Regions from separate parts of the Homo sapiens genome. Here all the other regions are linked to region 1. The links are chromatin contacts, found by Hi-C or POLR2A ChIA-PET in ENCODE. All regions are on one chromosome and are shown on one strand. The core of a region is the stretch at or near the end of the contact, and the rest is flanking DNA. Distances in the headings are between cores, read along the strand shown.

What was found. A loop is a pair of places that touch in the nucleus more often than their neighbours do. ChIA-PET counts read pairs that join two places held with the same protein, here RNA polymerase II (POLR2A). Pooled maps may share reads with other maps.
Region 2: a loop to region 1 is called in a map of natural killer cell, with 11 times the contacts of the local background. The contact joins two enhancer-like sites. A Hi-C loop is called at or near these places in 4 of 168 maps with a recorded cell type or tissue (CD4-positive, alpha-beta T cell, naive thymus-derived CD4-positive, alpha-beta T cell and natural killer cell), 2 of 37 single-sample maps with no recorded cell type and 8 of 50 pooled maps. POLR2A ChIA-PET finds 5 or more read pairs at or near these places in 3 of 52 experiments (activated CD4-positive, alpha-beta memory T cell, activated CD8-positive, alpha-beta T cell and naive thymus-derived CD4-positive, alpha-beta T cell).
Region 3: a map of GM12878 shows a loop between it and region 1 (2.5-fold over the local background). The contact joins two enhancer-like sites. A Hi-C loop is called at or near these places in 1 of 168 maps with a recorded cell type or tissue (GM12878), 6 of 37 single-sample maps with no recorded cell type and 11 of 50 pooled maps. POLR2A ChIA-PET finds 5 or more read pairs at or near these places in 4 of 52 experiments (T-cell, activated CD8-positive, alpha-beta T cell and activated naive CD4-positive, alpha-beta T cell).
Region 4: a loop to region 1 is called in a map of natural killer cell, with 10 times the contacts of the local background. The contact joins the promoter of LINC00548 here to the enhancer-like site in region 1. A Hi-C loop is called at or near these places in 3 of 168 maps with a recorded cell type or tissue (CD4-positive, alpha-beta T cell, naive thymus-derived CD4-positive, alpha-beta T cell and natural killer cell) and 9 of 50 pooled maps. POLR2A ChIA-PET finds 5 or more read pairs at or near these places in 6 of 52 experiments (CD4-positive, alpha-beta memory T cell, CD8-positive, alpha-beta memory T cell, WTC11 and 3 more).

Annotation. Positions count from the first base shown.
Region 1 is chr13:40,387,543-40,390,242 of GRCh38, reverse strand. The region is part of intron 6 of LINC00598 (long intergenic non-protein coding RNA 598); the gene reads left to right. Among named protein-coding and RNA genes, the nearest start is that of LINC00598, 92 kb to the left of the region's middle. RefSeq lists enhancers at 1,038-1,117, 1,558-1,697. Within about 2 kb of position 1,407, at least 9 of the 41 ENCODE cell types and tissues checked have a DNase peak (open chromatin) inside an H3K27ac peak, as active enhancers do; they include CD4-positive, alpha-beta T cell, GM12878 and natural killer cell, where a contact is called at or near this core.
Region 2 is chr13:40,611,982-40,614,681 of GRCh38, reverse strand. All of the region lies in intron 1 of FOXO1 (forkhead box O1), which reads left to right. Among named protein-coding and RNA genes, the nearest start is that of FOXO1, 53 kb to the left of the region's middle. RefSeq lists an enhancer at 1,337-1,386. Within about 2 kb of position 1,306, at least 26 of the 41 ENCODE cell types and tissues checked have a DNase peak (open chromatin) inside an H3K27ac peak, as active enhancers do; they include CD4-positive, alpha-beta T cell and natural killer cell, where a contact is called at or near this core.
Region 3 is chr13:40,517,269-40,519,968 of GRCh38, reverse strand. No RefSeq gene overlaps it. Among named protein-coding and RNA genes, the nearest start is that of LINC00598, 38 kb to the right of the region's middle. RefSeq lists enhancers at 1,644-1,713, 1,834-1,983, 789-1,988 and a silencer at 2,194-2,393. Within about 2 kb of position 1,253, at least 2 of the 41 ENCODE cell types and tissues checked have a DNase peak (open chromatin) inside an H3K27ac peak, as active enhancers do; they include GM12878, where a contact is called at or near this core.
Region 4 is chr13:40,219,052-40,221,751 of GRCh38, reverse strand. It overlaps LINC00548 (long intergenic non-protein coding RNA 548), which reads left to right and starts at 1,250. Exons shown (of 6, transcript NR_033877.1): 1 at 1,250-1,315.

The DNA of each region.
Region 1 (2,700 bases), core at 158-2,657:
AGGAATACGAAATATTTTGTGCAACAGGACTGTTCCACAAAATAAATTCTTTCTGGAATTTTCAATAGCATCCCTGTTGAGCAACACAGAAGAGCATGTTTTTTTCTTCTTTTTAAAAATACATATTAAGTTTATAATATGATTATATTTGAGATAAGCAAGGTTTTCCCTGTAAAAGTGGACATTTGAAAATGACTGGACTACCTGTTTTTTGAGATACCTTCCAGCTCAAAACTCTGGACTATTCTTTGCATCCTTGTTTCTGGCTTTCCCCAGAGGTACCACAGAGAGGGGCTCCGACCTTTTCTCTCTGGCCTAAAATTCCAAGGTGGAGCCCTACCAACCTGTCATCAAACTGGCAGGTAGCTTGGGCTCCATGCATGGGCACTGGACCTTGCCAGTTTGAACCACCCAGGCTGGTGATCCTTAGAAACTTTGCTGCAAATTCTGCAATTCAGCCGACAATCAGGCTAAGGATGCAGGAACTGGCACCGGCTGTCCTCACTCCCCTGCTGGGAAGACCTGATACTCACAAATTCCTCCATCTACTTGAAAGCTGCTTTTCTGTGCAGCCTGGGATTTTTCAACAGAAAGTGTTAAAGTTGGGGGTGGCAGGGAAGAGGGTGTTGCACACACATGAACCTGTCTGTCACAGCCACGCACTGGTGAGAGCTGAGATGTGACAGTTTATTTGCAAACCTGGTGAGTGGTGCTGGCAACATCTCGTTCCTTCTCCAAGTGTCTGACCGGCAGGGCTTCCTTAAATGTGCTGCCGGCTGCCTCCCTGCAGGAACTGGGAGCTGCTGGAGGAGCCTGCCATTCTTTCACCAACTCTTACCTATACTTCATGACAGAAAGAGGCACCATTGTAGGTCAGGATAGAAACAGAAAGCACTTCAGTGCTGCCATCATAATGCTGACAGAGACGGTTCTCATCAAGCACGTCACACACCTCACAGCCATTCTCTGCTCCTCACAGGGGGCCTCTGAAGGGAATCTGTTTCCACTCCACAGATGAGAAAATTGACCCTTGGAACGACTCTGTAAACTGTTTAAGATCCCACAGCTTCTAGGCGATACGGCCAGGCTCCTACCCACATGTGTCTGGGCTGAAGAACATCTTCATGGCCGTTGGCTACCTTGCCTCTGAAGCTGAGGCTGCTGGCTGACTGTATCATCTGAGGGTTGATTTCTGGCCATTTATTTCAGGTCTCCTTGATCTTGTGTGAAGACTCCTAGGGTTATGAGTGGGCTAGCAGCCCAGGCTCCACAGGCTTCTTGCTCCCTGTCACATCCTGTCATCTAGCCTGGTGACTGGCACAGAGGAGGTCCTTAGCCACCCTGCTGAATGAACACACCGGACGTCTAGGCTCCCCTCACATATCTGTGCAGCGCCAATAACCACATCCTGTTGTAAACTCTGCCGCCTCGCTCAGACAGAGCAGCTTCTAGAGTGTCAAGGAGGAGGACGGTGGCCATGGGCCACGATGGCATGTGCGTGACTGCAGCAGAGAGGACGGGGCACACAGAGGACAGTGGCTGGAGGAGTCGGGTGCATGTCAGGTCATGTTTCACAAATGCAGTGGTCCTGCATTGCCTGCCCCTGCTCCTCTCGCACTCAGGGCTGGGAGGAGGGTGAAGCAAATGAGGCACTGGCTCCAGGCACAAAATATAAGGGGGCTTCTCCATTCTCAAGATGGACACTGTGCTGGGCCATAGCAGAGCCTGAGGCAAAAGGGAGAATCACTGATCCTATCATTATCTAAAATATTGATGTTTAATCATGATTTTTTTGTATTAAATATGATCTTTAAAAATATTGCATTAAAATATTATTCATCTTGATTACTGAGCTTTTTGCTGCCCTTAATTTTTTTTTTCTTTTTTTGAGGCAGAGTCTCATTCTGTCACCCATGCTGGAGTGCAGTGGCATGATCTTGGCTCACTGCAACCTCCGCCTCCAGGGTTCAAGCAATTCTCCTGCCTCAGCCTTCCTAGTAGCTAGGTTTACAGGCATGTGCCACCATGCCCAGCTAATTTTTTGTATTTTTAGTAGAGACAGGGTTTCGCCATGTTGGCCAGGCTGGTCTTGAACCCCTGACCTCAGGTAATCCGCCCACCTCGGCCTCCCAAAGTGTTGGGATTACAAGCGTGAGCCATGGCGCCCAGCCTGCCCCTTAATTTTGTACCCACGGCAAATGTCTGCTCTGCCTGACCTCATGTCTCTCTGCCCCTGCCTCCCTCCTCCAGCCAGAATGTCCACTGCCCTTGTGTTTGAAGCCTGCCAGCTACCTGTTAGCCTCAGGGCCTTTGCACAAGCCACACTCGTTTCCTGGCCCTCTCTTTCTCATATTTATGTGGCCCCTTCTCAAATCTCCTTTAAGTCTTGGTTGGTTGGCTGCTTTTTTTTCTGTCCTCTGTAGTGTAAATACCATGATATAGTTTGGCTCTGTGTCCCCACCCAAATCTCATCTCGAATTGTTATCCCCATGTGTTGAGGAAGGGAGATGACTAGATCATGGAGGCGGTTTCCTCTTGCTGTTCTCCTGATAGTTACTGAGTTCTTATGAGATCTGATGGTTTTATAAGAGGCTCTTCCCCCTGGGCTCACACTCGCACCTGCTGCTTTGTGAAGAAGGTGCATGCTTCCCCTTCCACCATGATTGTAAGTTTCCTGAGGCCTCCCCAGTCATATGGAAC
Region 2 (2,700 bases), core at 57-2,556, 220 kb before region 1:
GCCGAGGGGTTGGAAGGCTGGCCACCAGATAAGGGGAGCATCACTATCCTTGTGCTTTCTTCTCTGCAGGGCCAAGAGATCTTCCACTGTGCACTGTGAGAAAGTTGCTGGCGTTGTTCTCAGTAACAAAATCTTCTACGTGAAGATTTGCTGTCCCCTCAGTTCCTTAGTTTTCCTCTTTACAAAATGAAACGTCATTGACCATGTTTTCAGGCTGCTTGCAACTCCAGTGACCTTGAGTCCTGTAGGTCCCTCTTGCTAAGTAGAATGTTCAGATGAATTAAATATGGTGCCATTGTGTTGCAGAATCACACTTTGAAAAGAGGTCCTATTCCCTGCAGTGCTCTTGACTTTCTGAAGAGGACTGAGCTCATGGTCAGCATGTTTCCTGGTGGTTAAACATATCTAGCTTTAAAATTTCCAGCTGCTAGAGGAGACGAAGACGATGAGAAGCAAGCACACAGCAAACTGTTTGGCTTTTAGATGCATCCTGGCCTGGCCGGGTGGACTTGCACAGAACTGCTGGTGCCAGGTTAGTTCCCTGGGACTTTTCCAACATTTGTCTCTGTATTGAGTTTTGTCCTTATTCCTGAAATAGAGTAGCCACTGAAATCAGGAACCAGAACTTCTGGAAAATACCTTTGGAAACCACTGTGTTGCATGGTAGAAGAAAGGCAACTGCCAGTAGTTAAAATACCGGGTTGAGTGCTAGTTTTTTCACCCTTTATTTTTTCTTTTTAAGGAGAGGTCTGATTTACTTTCTTCTGTCTGTTAAAGCTCTTCACAGGTTCTTAGAAAAACAAGCCATTTAATGGTACCAGCCGTGAGGATCCAACTTCAGTTCCATGAAAGCTGCCTGGTAGTTCTGGTCACAGGGTCCTGATGGGAGACCGTGTAACTGCTGCTAGGCAGTCAGCTGGAGGGCTCTGGTGTGGCTCACGCTTGTGTTTGTTCAAGTGACCTGAATGTGCTTCCTCTTTGGGGACCTGTTTCAAATGCACATGCTGACGCCGTAATCATCCACTAAACCAAGTGAGAGTCAGGAAATTCAAATTCGTAGTGCCTGTGACTTGGCCACACTCCCTGTACACATAAAACAAGGTCTTAAATCAGAGAAACTACCATCTAGATTAACACTCAAACTGCAGATGGGGACCGGAGCTGCTCTTGGTGTGGGAACTGCAACTTTGAAGTTCCAGACTTTGATGTGATTAACATTTCAGACTTAAAGTCCTTTCTGTGTGGTAACTTTTTTTTTTTTAAACACCAAACTGAAAATAAAAATTGATTAGATTAGGGGTGTCGGAGAAGCAGATTGTAAAGGGAGGAGCCCTCTTGCAAACCACATGTAACTATGTCACATCCTTATGTGCCTCAGGAAGAGAGAGATGACAGACTAGTGACCTTTCACCATATCTCTTTTACTTATAGCTGTTCTTACAGAGACCCTGCCCTCCAACACACACACCACCTCCAAAAAGAGGACACTTTTGACTTTGCTATCTCTTATTGACCAAGTGATAATCCTGATGGAGAGATGGGGTTTACAGGCATGAGGTGTTCTTTTTTACCCAGATTTCAAGGTTCAAATACTGGAGATCATCTTACAGCCTTCTTCAAATTGTGGCTGATTAAAGTTTAATTCTTCACCTCTGTCTTGCTGGTGAAAGGAATACGAGGGCAGGGAAAGTGGAGTTTGTGGGTCATTCCTCTTTTAAAACGTTGCCATTAAAATTGTAGATAAACCGATACACAGTAGTCCTCCTTTATAGGAGGGAGATAGTTCCAGGACCCACAGTGAGTGCCTGAAACTGGATAGTATCAGACCCTGTGTATACTACGTTTTTCCCTATACCTACATACCTATGATAGTTATACATTAGGCAGAGTAAGAGATTAACAACAATAACTAATAATAAAACAGACCAATAATAACAGTATAATGTAATAAAAGATAGATGAATGTGGTTTCTCTCTCTCTCAAAATATCTTACTGTGTTGTACTGCAGGTAACTCAAAAAGGTGGAAAGTGAAAGCTCAGGGAAGGACTACTGTACATGGAATTGACATCAAGCAAACAAGAAATGTTGTGCCTGGGATGATAAAATTTCTTGGCCACTGAAATTGTTGGGCCAGCCTTCTTTTTGAAAGAAATCTCCTTAGGCATGCTTGCGAACGCACGTGTGTGTATACGTACATATGTGTAACACACACACAAGTCTCTTCTGTTTTCTTAGGTTAAAAACCTGAGGTGTCATCCTGATAATTTCATGGAGACCCTGTAACATTTTTGCCATCATACATGGCACTTTATCTTCGTAGCTGTGTCTGTGATATACTGTCTGCCTGCTGTGCTCTGTCCATTTGAGCTTTCTAGAACCCTGTAGGAGAGGTGGGGAAGCCTGGATTTTGTTGGGGAGATCCAAGGTCTCTATGGCATGACAGCTGATAAATGGAAGATGGATAACTGTAACCCTTGAGTCATTGTGTTTTCTGCTGGCCCTTTCAGTCTACTGACCTTGTTTTCAGTAGGCCTGTAAAAAGGCAGGGCAAAACCTAGCCCTCTAGTAGAGTTTTTATTTTTATTTTTATTTGTTTGTTTATTTATTTATTGAGACAGGGTCTCACTGTGTCTCCCACGCTGGAGTGCAGTGGCGTGATCTTGGCTCAACCCCCGCCTCCTGGGCTCAAACAAACCTC
Region 3 (2,700 bases), core at 4-2,503, 130 kb before region 1:
ATTTTACTGGATGGAAGCTAAGAAAATGGGTTGTCTAGCCTAATTTTGAACTTCTGGCAGTATAACTGTCCCAGATTAGGGAAGAGGCACAGCCCAGCCTGCAAAAATGCCCGGCTGGACCTCATGTGATCACACCCATTCGCCACGGCAGGCAGTGTCACCTCCTCTGGGTCTCATGGTGAATAACCGCAGCACGGCTGAGAAGGGTGAGCTGACAGAACAGGTAGGCCTTGGTTCAAACCTGGAGCCCACCTTTCTTTAGCCTCTGTGATCTTACACTTCATGTGAGCTCTCTCAATCTCATTTATAAACTGGGACTTGTTTGAGGGTTAGAAGTGATGCAGAGAAGGTATCTAGTGCATAGTTGATATCCAACACAATGGTAGTCATTATTGATAAAAAGCTGTTTGTTCTCCTCTCCTGGGAAATAGTCCTGCTTTGTCTCCAGGTTGTAGAAGTTTTCCCTGGGAGTTTATCTTGGTCCGGGAGGAACAAGTCCCTATCTCTAGATTTCATTCATGGGGTCCCATGTCACCCTGAACCTTCTACCTTTTAATGCTTGTCTGCAAGTTTATTTATAGTCCATCTTTTGGACTTGGGCTAAGAATTTGTAATATATGTAAAACACGAGGATTTGAGAGGAAGCCTAAAATGTCTCTAAGAAATCTTTTCATTGTTGGGCAGCTCTGGTATTTTTTATTCCTTTGTGATTTGGTGCCCTGAAGCAAACATGGCTAATCAAATAAGAGTCACCTACAGATCCTGATTCCTTGGCCAGGCCTCCATCCCCTAAAATGGGGAAATTGCTCCCTGGTGCTAAGTGGAGGCAAATTAATAATAATAAATTGCATTAATACTTTTCAATAGCATTTTAATTAAACTTTTTTAGTAACAGTATGAAAATCTGCCTTATTCTTTTATATACTATTTTATTAATCTACTCCATGAGCACTTTTTCAGTTTTCAAATGTATGTATTTATCATTTCATTTGATTTATTCTAACAACATGCCTGTGAACTAGAGAGGTGGAAACAGAGAAGGCCAAGGTGAAGGACTTCATTCCAAACATAGGATCTCACTTCCACCCAGAGTGCTGTCCCTTAATTAGACCCAGGTTTTTCTGTGGGCAGATTACAATCTACCCATTGATCTTAAAGTCACGCCAGGTTAATTTCCCAGTTGACAACTGCCACCTGCTCCCTCCCTATGGGAATTTCCCAAGGGGAACGTGGCCAGCCCTGACTCAGCCAGCCCACACCTCGCCTAGACTTCCAGCAGCCACCCTTCACCCACCTTGATCACACTTGAAGGAAATCAAAAGTAACACCTTCTTGGGAAAGGGCTGGGGCCTCTCTCCGGAGATGGTGCTGCCTCCCACTCAGCAGCTGCTGTCTTGTCCATTTAGACTCACAGATGGGGTTGAGTCTCAGAAGCCTCTATGTGGATCAGAACTGGGGTGGGGGAATCTGAGGGAAGAGGCTCATTTCCTGGTGCTCTGTGGGAGTGACAGACTTTGAGTCTTGCAACAATCCTTCACTTCTTTGTTTGAGGATAGCAACAAAGAAAGAAGACAGCACTTGTTCTTCTTCCATGGAGTCCACAATAGGTTTCCGAAGGCAGACATTTTAGCAGATACCCTTTCGTTGTCTAGCAATGCTTCCTTGTCATTACCAGTTTGAGCTGGATATTCATAAGAGCTACCATTTACTGAGCAGAAGCCATGCGCCGGGCACCATGCTGAACGAGACAGTCTGAGCCCCAGGGAATACAGTTGTGAATAAAGCTTTCCTGAAGCTTACAATTTACTGGGTTATGGCTACTGAACAACTGCTTAAGTTGAATGATTAGAAGGGGATGCAGGGTTTAGAAGGGGAAGTCCAGGGTGCTTCAGGAGTCTATAGCTGACATTATTTGATTTAATCCTGACAGTAGCTCTGGGAAGTAGTATCACTATTTCTCATTTTTCAGACAAGACAACCGAGGCTGAGAAGTTTAAGTACATTTCTCATTGAAAGGAAAGTGCTGGGATTTGACTTGGTGAGCTTCTACTCTGTACTCAATGCTCATACACAGAAACAAAACTACTCACCAATGTTGGAACTGTACCTCTTCTGTAAGTTTAAATTTGGACAGATCATTGTTCGATTAGAAGATCAAAGGTTCTTACCTCTATGGAGAGGCTTCAGGGGGTTGTGAAACCCCTGAAACTGTATGCAAATTTCAGTGAGTATCTGCATGTGTCTCCTGGGGAGAAAGTCCCTAGGTCACACCATGTTCTTTGAGGATCAATGACACCAAAATGTTAATAACCACTGCATTGGCTCATGTATTCATGACTGCAGCTGACTTTGTTCTCAGCCCACTCAGCAGGCAGCTGAACAAGCCCAGTGCAAAAAGAGGTTAGTGGGTGTTTGTTGGTCCCCACATTTTTACAAGTTGTCGATGGTGATGGCTGAGGGTCTGTTCACCTCTCAGCCTTGCTCCTTCCCCTCACCTGCCAAGCCGTCTGGTTGGGATAGGTAGGACAGGTGGTGTGGGTCTCTTGTGGGGCACCAAGAGCCTTCTCCCAATATACCTCTCTGAAGGGTCCAGTTGTGCCATAGAAGCCAGTATTTCAGATTTTTAGACATTATATTAGTTTCCTGGGCTGCTGTAACAAAGTACAACAAACTGGGTGGCTTAAAACAACAGAAATGCAT
Region 4 (2,700 bases), core at 1-2,500, 170 kb after region 1:
TACAAATGAAACAACTGTGGCTTCCAAAGGACAGGCAGAGGCTCCCCACTACCCCTCGATGTTTTTAATTTAAATTAAGCCTCGGTTGGAGAAAACAAAAGGCTGTCCAGTTTGGGGCCCCACAGTGGTCTGGTAGGATGGCCCGTAGCACCTCTAATGTCACAACCCAGGCTGTGAAATGTTCTGAATCACATGACCTTAGACTTTTGGTTCAGGCTAATTAAGCCTCTTCCGACCGTACAGAATGTTCTGGTTTGCAGCAGTTGTTGTGCAATCATTTAAACTGTACACCTTTGTTCCAGAGAGCTAGTTTGATTCTCTCTGCTTCTCTTTTGTTTTTCTGTGGAGAATCCAGGCCCAGGTGGGCTGTTTCCTTTTAAATAAATAAGAATGTAATCTACTTGGTGCTCTCATGAGATGTCTGGGCTTGTGGCCATCAAGGAGGCTATTTTCAGAGGTGGGCAGTGGGATAGAACCAGTTAGTACTTCCACCCTGCAAATCTCCTCTCTGCCTAATGGCCTCTTTCTTCCCTCCTGGGGAGGGCTTACCTACACGCACTCTGTATTTGAAAAGGGACAGTGGTGGGAAAGGTCACTGGGAGTCAGTGGGAGAAAAGTTGTTGCAAATGAATCTCTGTCCACAGAGTTAGTGTGGGAGGGAGAGGAGCAGGTCATAGTTTAAAATTTATTTTATCAGATGTTCCATAAGCATGAACTGGGCTTAATGATCGGACTATGTGACTTGGGTATTATGGTGTTATCATTAAATTACTAGTGAATCCTTACTAGGGGTGAATAAGGAAGAATTCTCACCATCTGTGGAAGTGAGACGATCGCTTGAGGCCAGGAGCTCGAGACCAGCTTGGACGGCATAGCAAGACCCCATCTCTACAAAAAAATAAAAACAGTTAGCTGGGTGCTGCAGCGAGTTATGATTGCACCACTGCATTCCAGTCTGTGAAACAGAGTGAGACACTGACTCCAAAAATAAAGAATTCTCAGAATTTGAGTCTGTGGTGTCTACACATTTCCCACTGTTTCAGCGTCAGCTTGGACTAACGTTTTTACAACCCCCAGTTCTGCAATGGCGTTAGAGGTTTTCTCAATTTCAGATTGCTTTACCTACTGTATATCTAAAGTGATAAAGATCTTGGAAAAGAAAGTAGTGCTTTCACTTTGGGGCAAGTTGCTTAGCTCATCTATGCCTTAGTTTCTTCATCTATAAAGTGGGGATAATAGCACCAAACATAAACAGTTGCTGTGGGGATTGAATGACTAGTGCATGTGAAGCTGCCAGTGTGGTGCCTGCCTCGGGGTGAGTGCTCTGCGAAAGTCAGCTACTCTTGTTATTGACAAATGCTCATGAGGTACAACCACGTGTCAGGTAAAGGCTAGGTGACTGAGTACGAAGATAACTAAGACAGAGTATCCTGCCCAAGGGATTGTTTGCAGCTTGTTTGGGGGAAAGATATGTGAATAAATACGATTAAGAATCACGGGTGCTGTGAAAATTCTGAGTAGGGTAGAGTGAGGGGCCCACTGTGCCTGGGAAGGGTTTGAGGGTGGTCAAGAAGGGCTTCTAGATCAGACAACTCTGGAGCTAAGGCTTGAAGTATGAGTAGGCGTTTACCAGGCAGATGGGTGGGAAGGCCGTTCCAGCGGGGACAGGAAAGCACCCCTTTCCCCCTGCTTGCTTGAGCACCCATCACAGAGGGCCTGGCAGTGAGGCCTGGTGGCACAACCTGGAGCATTGCCTGCACGCCCCTAAACAGACTATTTACTCGCCCTTGCTGCCGCCTCATTTTGGTTTGCCGAGGGTGGGGGAATATGACCATGTACAGGGCGTAATTGGAGACGAGAACAGCCCTCCAAGATAACTCCGTGTTGGTGATCACAGGGCTTACAGGGAATATGGGGGAGGCCCTGCACCCCAGCTCAGCTTCTTCAGGGGCCTTTCTCAATAGGGACTTTGACTTTCTGCAAAGTGATTGACTTCGGCCATGTCCAGCCCTTGCTTGTAGGGTGCGCAGGTGTAAGGAGGTGTGAGAAGTGTAGGGAGAAGGTAACTCTGAGAAAGTAGGCTCCTTGCACAGACACATAAGAAGGCTCTTTTGCACTTGCTCAATAGTAACTAATTCTTTTATTTCTCTGGCCTAAAAATAAGGCCCTTCACAAATTATTCTGAATCTAACTCTCAAGACATTACCTTCTTTTGCCATTCGCTGTATTCAAATGGTACCACTTGCCATTCCATTAATATTGATGTATTTCTATCTTCATAAACTTGCTTGTATGAGTCTCCACTCCTGGAATGCAATACCCTGCTACTCAGTGCTCAGTTTGAATGTTACCTTCACTTACGTAGAGGCAGAGGGAATGAAATGTTAGAAGTTACAGGGACCTCGGGATCTTCCACTTCTGCCTCCTTACTTCGGGGAAACCAAAGCCTAGGGAGGTGACAGGGTTTATGTTAGACCAACATTAAAACCAGGGCTGAGAAAAAAATCTCCTTGTTCTTAATTCACTATTCTTTCCATGTGGCAATGCCCTTCATTCACTTTCAATAACTTCCCTTAAAACACTTTTTACATTCCATTTTGTTTTACAATTTCTTTTAATTGTATTTATAGCTCTGAGGGCAGAGACCATGTCTGAATCATTTTAGTGTATCCCACAATATTTAACACAGGCTTACACATG